Linked DNA regions of Homo sapiens: region 2 is linked to region 1. Evidence: chromatin contacts called from ENCODE Hi-C or POLR2A ChIA-PET data. All regions are on one chromosome and are shown on one strand. Each heading gives the region's core, a stretch centred on a gene start or an enhancer-like site at or near the end of the contact. The rest is flanking DNA. Distances are from core to core; before and after follow the strand shown. Region 1 holds the start of ENEMAL (enhancer lncRNA neighbor of NEAT1 and MALAT1). Region 2 overlaps POLA2 (DNA polymerase alpha 2, accessory subunit).

Region 1 (3,072 bases), core at 153-2,652:
GGACGGAGCTCAGCCCGCCCCCGCAGCCAGAGCCCCTGCTGCTGCGGGGAGGGAAGGAGGAAAGGATGCGGCCCATTCTCCTTCCAGCTCTGGACCCACAGCAGCCCCTGAGGAGAGCAAAGGTCACCTGGTGGCCATCGAGCAGCCCAGGCAGAGGCAAAACTCTTTATCTGAGGAATTCAGAAGTAATGAGACTTCCCTATACCATTTGGTTCCTAGCTCCGGTCCAACAAAATTTCCAAGTAATTAGAATTTCTATACATCTCTGCAAATGCATGCCTGTCCAAACTCATTGTGCAACAACCCTTGCTGACTGGCATTAGGCACCAAAATGTCTACAAATGTAATCATTTATCATGACCTATGTGGCTAGTGTGGTCCAAGTTACCCTTAAGCTCCCTCTTTAAGGTCCATAAATGCCCCTAAGGAAAATCCCTAAGTCCTCTAGCTGAGGCGCCCCTCTGCACTCTTCTGTAGTGCTTTTTCTTTTTCTTTTAATTATTTTTATTTTTTTATTAATTATTATTATTATTTTTTTTGAGATGGAGTCTTGCCTCACTCTGTCTCCCAGGCTGGAGTGCAGTGGCCGGATCTCGGCTCACTGCAACCTCTGCCTCCTGGGTTCAAGCGATTCTCCTGCCTCAGCCTCCCAAGTAGCTGGGACTACAGGCAAGTGTCACCACTCCCAGCTAATTTTTGTATTTTTAGTAGAGACAGGGTTTCACCATGTTGGCCAGGCTGGTCTTGAACTACTGTCCCCAAGTGATCCACCCGCCTCGGTCTCCCAAAGTGCTGGGATTGCAGGCGTGAGCCACCGCGCCCTGCCTTGGTAGTGTTCTATATAATGAAACTTTCCTTTTCAAACCTACACTGCCCTCCGTAGTGCAAACCGAACAGCCAGTGCTGAGGCGCAGAGACGCCTCAGGCACCAGGTGGGAGCAGGCAGGAAAGGCACGTGTGCGAAAAGGGAGGAAAAGGGGACGGAGAGCTCACTGGCCAGGGGAACGGAGTCGGTGACAGAAAGGGCTGCTGGCCGTGTGGGGTGTGTGGGCTGTGTGGGGTGGGGTGTGTGGTGTGTGTGTTTTGCGTATTTTTAATAGAGACCGGGTCTGGCCAGGTTGCCCAGGCTGGTCTCAAACTCCCCTTCCCGTCCTGGAACCCCTTGGACTCCCCAGTTCGTAAGGCCAGTGCAGAGATCCTGGGGAGGGAGAAGCAGGGCCAGCTACCACCGCCCTTCCGCTCCAGACGGTCCCGCAGATTGGCCAATCCCGGCCGCCCAGCCAGATGCTTCCCGGTGACTCAGCGCCCGGCGTGTCACGTGACGGCGGGTGGGCACCCGCGCAGGGGCCGCTGGGAGTCCCGCGCTGCCTCCCCTGCCCCCGCGCCGGGGCCACGTCCCCCAGCCAGGTCCCTTCTTCCTGCCGTGTCCCCAGGGCAGGACCGCATCGGAGAGAGTCCGGGAGGAGGCCGCGCTCCTGGGGGCTGGAGACCCGGCGGCGGTGGCCACTGCGCGCTGTTCCAGCCTTGAGGGAGGGAACCGCGGGCCTGGGTCCGCCTTGGGATTTGGGAACCGGTTTCCTGCCGGGTTGACCTAACTTGAGCCTTCAGTAGTTCCGGGGCGGGTGTTGTGGTCTCCGTTCCAAAGTCGGGAAAACGGTATCTGGGCTGGCGAAGGGCCGCGAGGGTGGTGGGAGGACCCTGTGGCTGCGCCGAACAGACCGCGGGAACCCACACTGAGTGGGGTGGGACGGGCTGCCACCCCGGCTTTGTCAGCCCCATGCCCCCTTCTCGCCCTTCATCCTCTGCTCCCTCACTTAGGCTCCAATTCCTCCTGATTTTGTTCTGTTTTTCCCTTCGGGCATCCAAGGCAGCCACCTGCCCAGGCCTGGGCCTGTTCAAACACTGTCTCCGCTGTACTCCCTAGCTCCTTGAACCCCTACATTGTCTGCATTCAGGAAGTTTTGTGGCTTTTTAGGATTTTTTTTAAACACAGGGTCTGGCTCTGTTGCCCAGGCCGGAGTGCAGTAGTGTGATCATAGCTCACTGTAACCTCGAACTCCTGGGCTCCAGCCATAGGAAGCTTTTAATAAAACAACCTTTGCTCCGACCGCACCCTGGCCTTGCTGGATAAAGCCAGGCCTCTCTCTTGGGTTACAGCAGGCCCTTCAGGACTTGGCTGCCCCTCTCTGTTCCAGCTTCTCCTGATGTTCCTCGCTCACCCCAGAACTCCTTTCCCAAAACTGAGGGAACTCCAGCTTGTCCTTAAGATCTCAGCTCTGCCCAGTGGTCTCCTTAGACTGGGTGTGAGGGTCCCGCTGTGGACTCCCTGAGCTTAGGGAGAGGGCAGATTTGTTCCTGCTCTCTCAGGCCCAGTTTAGGCCTCAAGACAAGAGCCCAGGTTGTCTCCTCAGAGCTCAGAATGCTGCCACCACGTGTGGTCAGACCACTATTGGCCCAGCTCTAACCAGTAACTGGAGCAAGGCTTAGGATTGCTGAGAAAGATTGGGGGCAGCAGAGAAGCTTCTAAGAAAAGGTTAAATAACACACCTCTTTTTCTTGTTGTTGTTTTTGTTTTTTTGAGACGGAGTCTTGCTCTGTCGCCCAGGCTGGAGTGCAGAGGCGCGATCTCGGCTCACTGCAACCTCCGCCTCCTGGGTTCAAGCGATTCTCCTGCCGCAGCCTCCCAAGTAGCTGGGAGTACAGGCATGTGCCACCACGCCCAGCTAATTTTTGTATTTTTAGTAGAGATGGGATTTCACCATGTTGGCCAGGATCTCGATCTCCTGACCTCGTGATCCACCTGCCTTGGCCTCCCAAAGTGCTGGGATTACAGGCATGAGCCACCGCGCCCTGCGGATACTCCTCCATTAAGAAAAACATATTGGCCGGGCGCGTTGGCTCACGCCTGTAATCCCAGCACTTTGGGAGGCTGTGGCGGGTGGATCACGAGCTCAGGAGATCGAGACCATCCTGGCTAACATGGTGAAACCCGTCTCTACTAAAAATACAAAAAAAATAGCCGGGCGTGGGCCGGGCGCGGTGGCTCATGTCTGTAATCCCAGCACTTTGGGA
Region 2 (3,072 bases), core at 262-2,761, 190 kb after region 1:
CCTTCCTGCTCATGGTTAGAAAGCGCCTATAGAAGGAGGGATCAGAAAAACATCCCAACTATGCTCAGCATTGCACAACCTCGTACGTCACAGCGGGAGGGTCCTCCAGCTGCTCCCGCAAACAGGACGAGAACCGCGGGCTCTGCTCGCTTTCTCTGAGGTGCTTTCTCACTGGCTCTTTTTCTTTTTCTGAGATGGAGTCTTGCTGTGTCGCCCAGGCTGGAGTGCAGTGGTGCGATCTCGGCTCATTGCAACCTCTACCTCCTGGGTTCAAGCAATTCTGCCTCAGCCTCCCGAGTAGCTGAGACTACAAGCACCCACCACCACATCTGGCTAATTTTTGTATTTTTAGTAGAGATGGGGTTTCGCCGTGTTGGCCAGGTTGGTCTTGAATTCCTGACCTCAAGTGATCTGCCCGCCTCAGTCTCCTAAAGTGCTGGGATTATAGGCGTGAGCCCCGTGCTTAGCCTGGCTCTGACTTTTACTAATGATGACTCAGCTTAATGCTCTGCATTTCTGACCTCTCAGGAATACAAAGAAATTCTCTGCCCAAGAACTGTTTATATACTGTTTCTAGAAGGGTGGGGCAGCTCCCCCTGCCCTGTGGCACACACTGGCCATAGATGAAAGTGCCTGGTGGTGCTGGGCTCTCATCCCCAGTGTGACAATGCCTCATCTGTGCTTTATTTCTATCACTGCTGTCAATACCACACGGGGTAAGGAACCAAAAACAGAACCCGACCTCAAACTGAAAGCACCCAGCCAGTGTTAGGGCACTACAACACAGTCCCTGCCTATCCCCAAGGGCTGACAAAAGAACACAGCCCTGCTCCTGTGTTTTGGGGGTCTATCTCCTGAGGAGTTCCAACCACTCTCCAGGCCTGATGAACTTGACCAGGATCACAGCAAATCTGGGGAAGAGGGAAGGCACCTGCATCACCTTCATCTGAGGGAGGCAGGGGAGGAAAGGGCAGAACCAGACATGGTTGTCACTGGCACAACCCAAGTCTCTGATTCTGGGGTGAGTTGGGGGATGTTCTTTATTCCAGCTGTGACATCTACCATCCTGGCCCACACTGCTGGTACAAGAAGGTAATGTTACAACTTATTGATTCTGGGATCAGTTCTCATGGCTAAAAGGCGGAAGGTTAGACATCTTATTTTAAAAACCACCTTTGTGACAGACTCGTTTTTAAATGCTTAGCCTCAGGAATATTTGTATTTTATTAGCTCAGCTACAAGCATGCAGATCTTGTGAGGAGATCTACCACCTATACCAACTTCTTTCAAACCCTGGCACTGGGGAAAAGGGACAGGAATGGAGGATGTCAGATTTCTGAATAACTTTCCACTTCCGGCTTTAGCCTCTTCCTGGAACAGTGACTTTCCTCTCAAATGAGAACTGCACAGCTCTCTCATCACTGCTGTAACCTCTCACAGTTCCTTCCGTTTGGTCTATGGCAAGGATTCAAGGCCCCACCCTCACTGAGAGTTTCTATCACCACCAGCTGTAGCCACTGGCAGCTTCCCACGCACCCTGGGGAAGCACTGACTTGGGAGGAACTTGGGCTTACCCAATACAATCACTTACACAACAAGATGTTTGGGGTCTCACAGGATTTCACTGCGTAAGTCATCAAACACTTCTCAAAACCATCCTGGGAAGATTCCCGTGGAATATTAGTTTATACAAAAGGGAGTGAGAAAAGGAACTAAGTATAGAAGAGAAAGAGCAACCAAAGAGTGAGAGCCGATGCAGCCTTGTCAAGTATGTTTATCTTTGTGTTTTACAGAGATGCCTCTTAACTTGCACTTGAAGTTCAAGGGTTCTAGCTGATCTCGGTAGTTCAAAAGGAAGGAAAGAATAGGAACTGCCATGATTTTTTTTTGGAAAAGGAGTTTTGTTCTTGTTGCCCAGGCTGGAGTGCAATGGTGTGGTCTCGGCTCACTGCAACATCTGCCTCCTGGGTTCAAGAGATTCTCCTGCCTCAGCCTCCGCAGTAGTTGGGATTACAGGCATGTGCCACCACGCCCAGCTAATTTTGTAATTTTAGTAGAGATAGGGTTTCACCATATTGATCAGGCTGGTCTTGAACTCCTGACCTCAGGTGATCCGCCTGCTTTGGCCTCCCAAAGTGCGTGAGCCACCACGCCCAGCTTTTTTTTTTTTTTTTTTTTGAGATGGAGTTGCGCTCTTTTTGCCTAGGCTGGAGTGCAACGGCACGATCTTGGCTCACTGCAACCTCTGCCTCCCAGGTTCAAGTGATTCTCCTGCCTCAGCCTCCCAAGTAGCTGGGATTACAGGTGCCCACCGCCACGCCTGGCTAATTCTGTATTTTTAGTACAGACAGAGTTTTACCATATTGGCCAGGCTGGTCTCAAACTCCTGACCTCAGGTGATGTGCCCGCCTCGGCCTCCCAAAGTGCTGGGATTACAGGTGTGATCCACTGAGCCTGGCCCTGCCACGACTTTTAAGCAGTTTCAGTTTCTTAATGGGAAGCTCTGGAGAAACCTAAGAAGCTTAAGGTTCTGTCCAGTATTTTGAAATCTGACCTTCTTGTGCCTTCAATAATTGTTCGTAGACACTGCTTGAAAATGTCTTCAAATGGACTTGTCAGTAGACAATTCTGCAAGAAAGGAAAGGAGACAGATTTAGACGGCAGATGTTTGGTGTTTATTCACTTGTTTAACATTGTTAGGTGACCCATAGAAGTCAGCTGTTGGGCTAGGAGCTGAAGGAGACGCAAAGATGAAAAAGACATGGTCTTTGTCTTAAGGAGCTAAGTCTAGTCGAAGGGAGGAGAAGAGATGTGGGAATTAACCCTCTTGAATGCAATCTGAGAGAGACTAAAAGAAAGAGTACTTTGAAATATTTTCCATGGAAGGTAAAGTATCGTGAGACGAAGGATTGGAGGTCCCAGACCTCAGCCATGGAGATGTCCCAGGAAGGACCATTCGTGTTTTATGCAAAGGACAGCAAGATGAGTTATAAGCTTGGGGTATTGGCCAGGACAGGTTCTTTCACAGGGCAGCCCATGACTGCCAGACACCTGCATTTGTGCTAGTGCTCT

Evidence for each region. Hi-C counts contacts between places; a loop is a spot of excess contacts on that map. ChIA-PET counts read pairs that join two places held with the same protein, here RNA polymerase II (POLR2A). Pooled maps may share reads with other maps.
Region 2: a pooled map shows a loop between it and region 1 (2.6-fold over the local background). The contact joins the enhancer-like site here to the promoter of ENEMAL in region 1. A Hi-C loop is called at or near these places in 2 of 50 pooled maps. POLR2A ChIA-PET finds 5 or more read pairs at or near these places in 3 of 52 experiments (BJ, H1 and activated T-cell).

What each region holds. Positions count from the first base shown.
Region 1 is chr11:65,475,817-65,478,888 of GRCh38, reverse strand. It overlaps ENEMAL (enhancer lncRNA neighbor of NEAT1 and MALAT1), which reads left to right and starts at 1,402. Exons shown (of 1, transcript NR_186313.1): 1 at 1,402-2,112. RefSeq lists enhancers at 1,089-1,178, 1,014-1,609 and a silencer at 1,349-1,478.
Region 2 is chr11:65,289,355-65,292,426 of GRCh38, reverse strand. It overlaps POLA2 (DNA polymerase alpha 2, accessory subunit), which reads right to left. Exons shown (of 18, transcript NM_002689.4): 13 at 2,555-2,628. Among named protein-coding and RNA genes, the nearest start is that of CDC42EP2, 24 kb to the left of the region's middle. Within about 2 kb of position 1,511, at least 30 of the 41 ENCODE cell types and tissues checked have a DNase peak (open chromatin) inside an H3K27ac peak, as active enhancers do.